Linked DNA regions of Homo sapiens: region 2 is linked to region 1. A link is an interaction called in ENCODE POLR2A ChIA-PET data of the cell type or tissue named here. Cell type or tissue: PC-9. All regions are shown on one strand. Links, peaks and the distances in the headings refer to the core of each region. The heading gives the core; the rest is flanking DNA. Region 1 overlaps KRT80 (keratin 80). Region 2 has its middle 17 kb from the start of KRT85.

Region 1 (5,372 bases), core at 296-5,295:
GTACCCTGCATGGCCTGATGCTTGTTTGGATTTCAGTCCCTATCCACCGCCTGAATCATGCACACTTGTGCAGCGCACAGTTTGCACAGCTGTATGTGGCATCCCTGAGTCACTTGCTGTGTGGCCTTGGGCAAGTTGCTTCCCCTTGCTGGGCCTCTGCTTTGTTCTTAGTAAATAGAGGGCTAGACTGCTGATCCTTGGGGTTTCTGCTACCTCAAAGCCTTCGGAAGTCTCCATCCCCATAGAGGCTTAGGTCCCCTATTCCACTCCCAATCCTCTGCCAGTCTGTCAGCCACCAGCTCCCAAACCCATTCTCAGGCATTTTTTAGCTTGTCACACCTGCACCACCATCCCCACCCCCGCAACTTGTTTATTTCTGGGAGTGAGGCTGATCTCATCGGCTCCGTAGAGACAGGGCACAGCCCTTCCCTACTGGGGCTTGGCCTGGCGTCTCCTGGCTCCTGGGGGCCCTAGGCTCTGCACAGTCAGGCTGTAGCTCCCCTGGCTCTGGCCTGAAGACCGAGAAGCCCTCCAGCCAGGCTGTTTGCCCAGTCTCTCCTTCCCAACTCGGGTGGGTTCCCTACCCAGAGAGAGGAAGAGAGGCTCAGCCTAAGCAGTAGAGTCAGGTAGCAGGCGGATAGAAACCAGGCGGCAGGCCAAATGAGGGGGCTGAGCCAGATTAAAACAACAGGTAGTGTGTGTATAGAACTTCCAGTTACAAAGTGCTTCCATGGACGTGATCTGGCGGAGCTCGTGGGAGCAGCCTTACCCAGTGGCTGGCTGGGGTTAGGGATGGGACTTAGCATGCAAGGCTGTGTAACTGAGGACAAGCCCTGCCCTTTCAGGGCCTGTTTCCTTCCCTGTAAAAGGAGGATCCAGGGCTCCCTCTGGCTCTGGCATTCTCTGAGCCTTTGAGGGCCAAAGATCTACTGGGGATCAGGAAAGTGGGTCACAGATTCTGGTGAGCTGCCCCGACTGCCCGGTCATGGTCAGGTACTAGGAAGCTGGGTCTCTCCGGAGGGGCGGTCAGATGCCCTGTGTGTGTTTCCCTAGGCCTGGGAGGGCAGGGCTGGGGAGAGGCGATGGGTAAACTCAGCTACAGCCCAGGTCTCTGGACTCCTGGACAGGACAGGTGCTCTCCACTCTCCAGCCTGCCTGGACGGCTGCTCTGGAGGTTGTGGGTCTCACCTCAGATTGGCAGGGTTTGGGGCTGGGCCGCAGCACTGCAGGAGGGGAGACCAAGGGTTCAGCCTGCCCTGTCCTCCCCTCACGCTGGCTGGAGGTCTCCTTGCAAGGAGACCAGACCCAAGGAGGTCGGTGCAGGGCACAGCCACTCTCCTCTGCCCCAGGCTCCTTGTTCCTGAAGCCCTGCCCACTACCTGACCACAGAGGGTCACCTCTCCTCTAAGCAGCCCGAGTGACCAGCCTTCCCTTTTAGACTGGCCAATTCAGTTCAGCAAACCTGTGTCAAAGACCTGCTGTGTGCTGAGAACTTCAGCCTTTTAGGGATAGAAAAGCTGCCATTTATAACTGCCAGTCACCATGCCACACTCTCAACTTCCTCCTCAGGTTAGATACCTACTTTAGATTGGCATCAACCATAATCATTCCCGTTTCACACAGGAAGAAACTGAGGTTCAGATATTAAGCCACTTACTGGAGGTCACAAAGCTAGTGATGGGTGATGATGAAGATTAAACCTCATTCTGGGCTAATGCCCAAGCCTGGGCCCATAAATGCTGGGATATACTGCCCAGCAACTGTTTGTCTGTCTGTCTGTCTGCCCCACTAAGTTGTAAAGGCACCTTGCATACTGGGGCTGTTTTCCTTATCTGTCTCTTTCCAAGTCTACCTTGATGTCTGGCATGCATTGCTTCTTTATTCAAATCAAACCCATTCTTTCCATCCCCTTCCTGCTTCCTGGTGGCTTTCCTCTCCTTTCCAACCCAGTCGAGATCAAAATCTAAAGCCACATCTAAAACAGAAACCCATCTGTTCTAGCTAGTGACGTAATTTCCCATTGCCAGAGCAACATGTGGACAAGAGCAAGTGTGTCCATAGGTACAAGAGGACGGCTGCTCGAGGCAGGGGGTGCGGGTTATGATGATGCCCAAGGGCCAGCAGGCACAGGGTTTAGCTGGGAGCCAGCACAAGATTGACTTTGTTTTAAGGGTTGCTATTAGGGAGGGGGCGGCTGTAGGTTCACAGCCATATCCTCAGTATTTAGAATACTGCCTGGCACATACCAGTCCCTCAATAAATGTCTCAGGTAAAGAAATGTTGCAGAACATCTTTCCTCTTTCTCTGGCTTAAGTGCCTCCCATCTGAGCACAGCTTGGTCCCAGCCCTCAGGCCTTGCTCATGGCTCTCATGGGGCTCTACGTACCTGATTCGAAACTCCTCAACCTTCTCCAGCACCTGCAGCAGGTTGGCCTCCAGCTGCCCCCGCTCCTGGCTCACTTTGCGCAGTTCCTCCTGCAGCCGGCCCTGATATTCCTCATAGAGATGCCCGAGGTCGAAGATGGCTGAGTCCTGGCCCTGCAGGAAGCTCCAGCGTGTCTCCAGCAGCTGGTTGCGCTGTTCCAGGGCTTGCACCTGGGAGAGCAGGAAGGCGGCGAATGGGTCAGGTGTGGACCAGTCGGGGGCTGAGGCCCCGGGCTGACCAGCAAGAGCCCACGGAGGGCTCCCTGGGAAGTGGCAGCTCATTTATGCACACCACCCAGGGCGCTCACTCAGCAGAAAGCACCTCCAATGACTGATTGTTAAAACTGAAGATGGTGAGATAAGGACAGGATCAGAGCAAGGTGGAGCCAATTAGCAAAGGTTTCCAGGCGAGGGCAGGGCAGGGCTGGCAGAGGAAGGGGGTAAGAGGGTGTGAGAGTGCCAAGCATGCGACAGGCTCTCCATGCCTGCCTGGGGCTGGGGCGGGAGACCCCAGGGAACATGGGGTGTCAGAGGCCTATCTGCCCCCTTGCCACCACGACAAGTGTGGTCCCATCTTGTCCTGGAAACTCAGCAGGGTAGGGCCTGGTTAGTACTGTCCTTAAGTGCTCATCCTCTCGATGACAGAGGCTCCCTGAACCTCAGTTTCCCCAGCTAGAAGTTAGGAATGATAACACCTGCCTGCGCGGTCCTCTCCTTCCCTCCACCCTGTCCAGCCGAGCTCAGCCTGGGGCTCTCCCTGCCTCCTCCCCACCCTGCCTGTCCTCTCTATTCTCCTTCCCATCACCAGGCCCTCTGCTCTCCCCATTTGTTCTTCCAGCTCCCTCCTGCAGGAAGCTCTCTGTGACTCAGGTTGAAAGACTTCCCTCTTCCCTCCAGCACTGAGGCCTTCAGTTTAGCTGCTCCTCCTTTGTCCTGAGCCACTACTCTCCCCATGAGACTGTGGGGACACCTGGGGATGTGCTTTGGGATACGACAACAGCAGGTGCTCATGTGGCCCCTGCTGTGTGCCAGGCCTTGCTCTACATGCTTGACCCATGAAATCCCTGCAGCACCCCCATGGGTGGGTACTATTATAAGCTGTATTTTACAGATGAGGAAACCAGAGGTGATGGAACTTGCCCAAGGTCACAAAATTAGCAAGTGGCAGAGCCAGGCCTGGAATCCAGGAACTTTGGGTTTAGAACCTTTTAACCACTATGACACATGCGTCCTGTGTGTTGCTGGTCACTGTGGGCCCTGGGATCCCAGCTACCCTTCATGGGCTGGCTTCTGCCTCCAGTTAGGGACAGTTTTGCCTCGAGGTGAAACCCTGGGAGGGCTCTGAGCCCAGCTGCGCCTCTCAGACTCTGCCTACCATATGCCTCTTGCTGGGAGGGTCCTGCGCAGTCCTCTCCTTCCTTCTACCCAGTCCAGCCCAGCTCAGCTTGGGGCTCCCCCTGCCTCCCTCCTCCCCACCCTGGCTGTCCTCTCTACTCTCCTTCCCATCACCAGGTCCTCCTCTCCTCCCCATTTGTTCTTCCAGCTCCCTCCTGCAGGAAGCCCTCCATGACTCATATCTTGAAAGGCCCCCAGTTTACCTGTTTCTCATTTGTCCTGACCCACCACTTTCCCCATCACACTGGGAGCCATCTGCTCCCCCTTGGGGCCTCTCCTCCCTTGGTGCCAGGGATAGGCCATGAGGGCAGGCCATGAGGTTGGAGGCCTGGTTGGGGCCTGGCTCCCGTCAGTGTGGGTTGTTTGTCATGAGGATGTTTTGATAACCAGCCCAGTGATGCTCCCTATGGTCACAGGTGAGTAGCTGGGCCTTCTCCCACCACTGCCGGTGCTGCTGGCCCAGGCTCCCAGAATCGTAGCCTGCGAGAGCTGCCAGCAGCCTTTTGGATCAGCTGAGCTGGGCCCTTCATTTGCAGAGGAGGCAATGGAGGCCAGGGGTGTCAAGTGACTTCTCCAGGGTCACAAAGCAACTCGGTGGCCCAGCTTCCCAGAGAGCCCCATCTGATGGCCACTGCCCTCTCTGCACCTTCGTAGGCTCCCGAACGGTCAGGTGGGGCCAGCCCCTCTCTCTCTGCTCTGCTTCTTCAGGGTGTCCTTGTTTTTCCTGAAGTGCTCTGACGACCCTTCGACATTCACAGCAGACAACGCCAGCAGGAATACTGGATGATGGCGTTTGACGGTATTTGCGGGCTGCCATTCCCCTGCATATCTGTACTGGTAGGTTCTGCTTGAAGCCAACCTTAATCCTGCTCTCTGCTGTACTCACAGCCAAACAGGTTCAGTAGGGATGGAGGTCAAGAGGGTTTCTGCCCTGCCTTGTGAGTGTGAGAGGGAGCGTTGGGGGGGCAGGTATCTGCTCACCCCACCTTGCCTCCGTTTTGACAAGCAGGAGCCCCATGTTTACACTGAGGGTGGAGTGAGAGGAGAGATGTGAGGCTCCTTCCTCCACCCATGAGCAGCAGAGAAATCTTCACACCAGGAAGTTCTTCCTACAGTCTAACCTCAATTCCCTATGCTTCAGCACTAGCTCGCTGGGACATGGTGTGCGTTTGGCCGGCCAGTCCAGCTAGAAGGCATCTGTGGTCTTAGGGGATCAGGGACAGCCCCCTGTTTTCTGCTGCCCTTGGGGGAGTCTCTGGTTGTCTCAGTGGGCGGGGATGGAAATTCATTCCCCACTTGGGACCTTCCTTGCAGAAAGGCTCCTCCCTCTCAGAACAAGGACCTGGGGAGGGCTCATAATCCTGGTGCCCTGAGAGGTGCCAGGTTAATTGCCTCCAACCCAGGAAGACTGCCGAGCCTTCACCTCTGATTCCTCCTCTCTGTTCTGCCTGGCCCTCTGCCCTTAGATCATACAGTAGCAGCTGTAGCAGGGACCTCTCCATTTTACAGATGAAGAAACTGAAGCCCAGTTGAAAAGTAGGGCCAGGTTGGGG
Region 2 (5,372 bases), core at 151-5,150, 160 kb after region 1:
AATTCCACGTTACTCATTGCTTTGAGGCCACAGTCCCAATTCCAGCCTTTTCCTCTTAGAACTACAGTTTTTAAATTTTCCTGACTTGCTGGTAGTTTTCTAATTTCAGAGTTGGGATATTTTTTTTTTTTTTTAATTTCCTGAGAAGATAGGATCAGAAGGGGATTTGGAGTTGAGGGCACTGGTTGCTGTCTTCTACAGGAAATCTGCCTCCTTCAATCACAAATCTCTGACACCTCCATGGTGGTGAAGATGGACAACAGCTGGGAGCTCAACATGGACTTGGTTGTGGCTTAGATCAAGGCTCAGTATGATGATATTGCCAGCTGCAGCCGGGTGGAGGCTGAGACCTGATACCAAACCAAGGTAGTCTGGAGGGCAGGGCAGCCCCACTGAGACAGGAGGATAGCTGTGAGCCTCGAGTTTCCCTGGGAAACGCACTCCTGCACTCTAGAGGGGCTGCCGCTGAGGTCCTGGGTAGAGCAGGGCCAGAAGGCGGGAGAGCTGTGGAACAGTAGGCTGGCTGATTGGGTCGGGGACAGCAGCCTCTAGCCATTGTTTCTGCGTGTTTGCCTCTCAACCTGCAGTGCGAGGAGGTGAAGGCCACAGTGACCCAACAGGGTGAGAACCTCCGCAGAACCAAGGATGAGCTCAACGAGCTGAACTGCATGATCCAGAGGCTGACGGCAGAGGTGGAGAACGACAAGCAGCAGGTTGGGGGGCGCCGAGACCCCGCTCCATACACCTGCCACTTCTTGTCTGGTTCCTGCTTCCCTCCTATCTTCAGGGACTGCTACCATTTGGAGAGGCGTGTATTTGAACTGTGCCAGAGTACACTACTATAATCAGCATGCAAGGGCTCCTGTTCCAACACCCACTATTATCAAACTTCCAAATTCTTGTGGATCTGATAGGTGTAAACTGGCACCTAATTGTTATTTTAATTTTCATTTCTTTGGTTAAGTAGTGATATCAAATCTTTCCTCATACACTTACTAGTTATTTGTATTCCCCTTCTAAGACCTGTCTACTCATATATCTGCCCATTTTTCTATTGTGGTTCCTTCCTTTTTTCTTAGTGATTTGCAGTATTCCTTTGTCCATTCTATCTGGATTGTAAGCCTTTGTCAGTACACATATTGCAATTAACTTTCTCTCAGTCTATCACTTGTCTGTTTGTCCTTTATTGAGCCCAAATCTTTAAGCTGGATGTGCCCAAATCCATCTTAAGTTCTTCCTTTAATGGTTTAGACTTAGAAGGTATTGAGGTAATAGAGGTAGCCTCTTAAATTTCTCCCCCCGTTAGTTTTATAGTTTTACCTCTTGCATTTAGGTCTGTGATCCATCTGAACTTTATTTTTTTTTTTTGTATACACAGTGAGTAGGGTTCTAAATTAATTTTTCTACATATCATAAGAAAATAGATTATGTAATCCATCCTTTCGCCAGTGATTTGTAATACTACCTCCAGCACAACACAGTGCTCCCACACATGCCTGGCTTAATCTCTGTCTTCTGCCTTCTGAGTTGCTGTTCTTCATCACTGCACAGGATGTATCATTAGTAATTTGTTGTGGTTAAGACCTGAGTAATGAAATATGCGAGTGGTTTACTTTTTAGATGTGAAATTAGAGAAGATTCGAAGTTGTCCCGTGATAACAGTGCTTTTGTTCATTTGCTTCTGATATGCTTTCTTAAGCGGGGTGAAGGGAGGGGCTGTAGTTAGTGTGTCCGGAGTTGTTGCACATGGGAGCTTCTTTCAGCAAGATGATCTCAGCAGGCCAAAGAGTGAGACCCTGCACAGTGGCCTTTGAATACCTGAGCTTGGTGCTAATTAACTGCATAGCTTAGGGCAAGTCACAGCTTTTTGGAGTCTTAATTTCTTCATTTGCATAATGGGAACAATAATGCCTGTAGTGACAAGCTTGCAGAATAACTTTGAAGGTCAAATAAGATAACATCTATGAAAGTACCTTGTAAACGAACAACGGTATATACAAGTATAAGGTAATATCACTAATAATGATCATTCCTATTTCAGTGCTAACATTTCCTCCCTCTAATGGCTCACCTGCCAAACTCAAGTCAGTTTTATGATAAAGTGTACAAAAATGAAGGAAAAAAATCCAAATGGGCCATGTCCCTGCCTAGTTAATTTTCCATTTATATGTATTTCTTTTAAATAGTATTAAGTTTAAAAATTAACCGTTTTGAATGGAGATAAAATAGGATGACCAAGGCCACTGGAGACCCACCAGAGTCCCCACAACCTGCACCCTTTTTAAACTCCTTCCCTTCTGTCCATCCCCACAGCGCTGCAAGCTGGAGGCTGCGGTGGCCCAGTCTGAGCAGCAGGGTGAGGCAGCCCTCAGCAATGCCCACTGCAAGCTGGCTGAGCTGGAGGACGCCCTGCAGAAGGCCAAGCAGGACATGGCCTGCATGCTCAAGCAGTACCAGGAGGTGATGAACTCCAAGCTGGGCTTGGACGTGGAGATCGCCACTTATCGCAAACTGCTGGAGGGTGAGGAGATCCGGTGAGGACAGGGGCTCCAGGGTCCCTTCAGGTTCCTACTCAGAGCTGGACTGAAATATTCCAGGCAGAGAATGTTCAAACTGGGAAAGACTCTAGAAATCATGGACTCCAACCATGTCCCCATTTTGCAGATAGGGAAACTGACATCAGAGAGGGGAAGGGGCTTGCCCAAGAGCACAGCCAGTTAATGGCTCACCTAAAATGTACCAGTCTCTGGGCTGGCCACCAATGCTCTTCTCCCTCCTGCACGGCCCCTCAGGCTGGAATCTGGATCTCATTCCAAGGCCACTACTTTACCCTCTTGACTGAAAGGATGTTTCTGCAATCAGCTTCAGTGGGTTCTTAAAGCTGGAATCATTCAGAAAATTAGTTAAAGGCCATTTGATTTGGGATGTGCAAAGAATCCTATCAACCTAGATAGCCTGGTGTTCAGGACCAGGGAATAGAAATGAGCGGCACAAGTTCTGTCCTTGCAAAGGAAGACAAGACAGACATACATCAGTCCTCCAGAGCCTGGGGTTAGTGGCCCAGGGAAGCTGTCACAGAAGGAGGCTGCCTTCTCAACAGCTGAGGAGAAGCTATGCTGACAATTTGAGCCAAGAATTGAGGGCAGGTGAAGCCAGTGTGGGGCAGAGTGATGCGTATTTACACCTGGGATGGTTGCATGGTCCTCTGGACTTGGGACGGCCACATCGTTAGAGTTTCTAGCTGGGTCCCTTCAGGGCGGGGAGGCTAGACTGGGTAGTAGAGTATACAGGTGAAGAGCACAGGCCATGAGCCCACTCTGGGTTCAAATCCCAGCTCTGCCACTTATTAGCATGTGACCTCTTTGTACCTCAGCATCTTCAGCTGTAAAACAGAGATAATCACAAAATCCACCTTGTAAGGCTGTTGCAGGATTAAGTGAGTTTTAATGGAACATAGTAAGCCCCAGTAGGAGGAGGTGATTGTCATGAGATGATGGCCAGGCTGGGCTGCCCCCATGAAGAGGGAACTCAAAGGCCTGGTTGGCTTTGGAAACCTTCCATGAAGCGTCACTGATGGCAGCCCGGCCACGCTGCTGGACTTGCTCCATGCTTGGCTCAAGCACACACACTTTTCTGCCAGCTTCCTTGGGGCTTTGGGTGAAGCCACTGGAGTTCTGTCTGCATTCGGATACTTAAGCCCCCAACCCACTCACTAGCATTCAGTGAGCAGCTGGCACTTGCACTGATTTTCATTATGATACTAATAATTAATGGATTAATAACTCAATCAGAATTATTAGTACACATCCCCTATCCATGTGATTTTAAAGTCAATTTAGCATATTGTGCTATGTGTACTGTGGCCATTGACCTTTTAAGAGACTGCCTCCTCTTGGCATTTAAAATATTTAATTTAATTACATAAGTAATGCTCGCTGCTGCCAATACAGAAAATAAGAAAACAAAAGCATTCAGAGCCACTCAACTCAGAGATAGCTGTCGCCAGCATTGTGGTTTGACAGGCACCACCACGGGCACTGTGGGTTCCTTGAAAGGGCACAGTCGTAAGGCTGTGGCAATGCCAGACTGAGTGGCAGGAAACCGAGCCAGATGTGTACATCCTCACTCAAAAGATGAGTGAAGAAGTGTTTTGAGCTGGGCAGAATGAGGCAGGGTAGAGCTTTCCTGGGGAAAAAGGTTTGAAGTGGGAAGCTACAAAAGGGGAGACAGAACAGAAAGTGCAGAGAGGTGTGAGGGAGGAGGGAGTGTTTATAAAAAGCCCACTGTAGTGGTATATATGTCTCATCATAAATAATATCCACATATTTTTTGAGACAGAGTCTCACTCTGTTGCCCAGGCTGGAGTGCAGTGGTGCAATCTTGGCTCATTGCAAACTCCTCTTCCCGGATTCGAGTGATTCTCCTGCCTCAGCCTCCCAAGTAGCTGGGACTACAAGTGCCTGCCACCATGCCTGGCTAATTTTTGTATTTTTAGTATAAAAAGGGTTTCGCCACGTTGGCCAGCCTAGTCTCGAATTCCTAGGCTCAAGTGATCCACCTCCCTCAGTCTCCCAAGGTGCTGGGATTACAAAAATGAATTGTTTATAATGTTGGTAGCAAACATATTGGATTTCCTTACTATGTGCCAGTCTCCATTTTAGGCACTTTCCATGTAGAACTCAATCGAACTTTACAATAATCCTTTCAGGCAGGTATTATCACCCCCATTTTATGCTGGAGAAATTGAGGCACAGAAAGGTTAAGCGACCTGCCCAAGATCACCCAGCTAGTAAGCCGCACAGCCAGATTTAAGTCCAGGCAGCCTGGCTTGAGAGTCCAGGCTCTTAACCACACCATACTCTTCAGCCTCCCTCTGCATTGAATGAAATCAGATAGATGTCTGGGGTACCATTTAAAATCATGGTATAAAAATGAATCTGTTTGAGTAATAGGCAAGCTTTTTCCTGCTCAGAGACGTCTAGCTAGGTAGCAGCAGCTTCCATCACCACTTTGGCTTTGCTGGCATTTCCAGCCAAGGGACCAGGAGGATGCCCCCCTCATCTCTACTTCCCAGTTCACCAAATTTCCATGGCTGAAAGCCAAACATGGCATAAAGTGGCATTTTGGATCCTGTAAGCTAACATACTCCTGTCCTTTTGGGATCCCAGCAAGCAGGACCAACACTGATGCTGTCTGCAGCAGGTGGGTAGCTTCCCCCTGCCTCTTAGGGCCCTTCTTCTCCTTCAGCATGGAGGAGAATAGGTTTGGTGCAAAAGCAGAGGAACTCAGCACTAACCGTACACTCTCTCCTCTCCCTGCAGGCTGTGTGAAGGCGTGGGCTCAGTCAATATCTGTAAGTTGGGTGTGTGTGG

What was found. Peaks named below come from ENCODE experiments on the same cell type or tissue, not always from the same donor. Only the 100,000 strongest peaks of a DNase experiment are listed, where the experiment ranks them.
Region 2: POLR2A ChIA-PET joins it to region 1 with 5 read pairs; 4 of 35 experiments call an interaction of 5 or more read pairs at or near these places.

Annotation. Positions count from the first base shown.
Region 1 is chr12:52,182,993-52,188,364 of GRCh38, forward strand. It overlaps KRT80 (keratin 80), which reads right to left. Exons shown (of 9, transcript NM_182507.3): 2 at 2,387-2,595. Among named protein-coding and RNA genes, the nearest start is that of KRT80, 6.3 kb to the right of the region's middle. RefSeq lists an enhancer at 576-1,401. In PC-9, for the core only: no CTCF peak of the experiment used is centred there; DNase peaks (open chromatin) are centred at 2,789 and 3,329; H3K27ac peaks cover 2,583 bases.
Region 2 is chr12:52,347,800-52,353,171 of GRCh38, forward strand. It overlaps the pseudogene KRT89P. Among named protein-coding and RNA genes, the nearest start is that of KRT85, 17 kb to the right of the region's middle. In PC-9, for the core only: no CTCF peak of the experiment used is centred there; no DNase peak of the experiment used is centred there.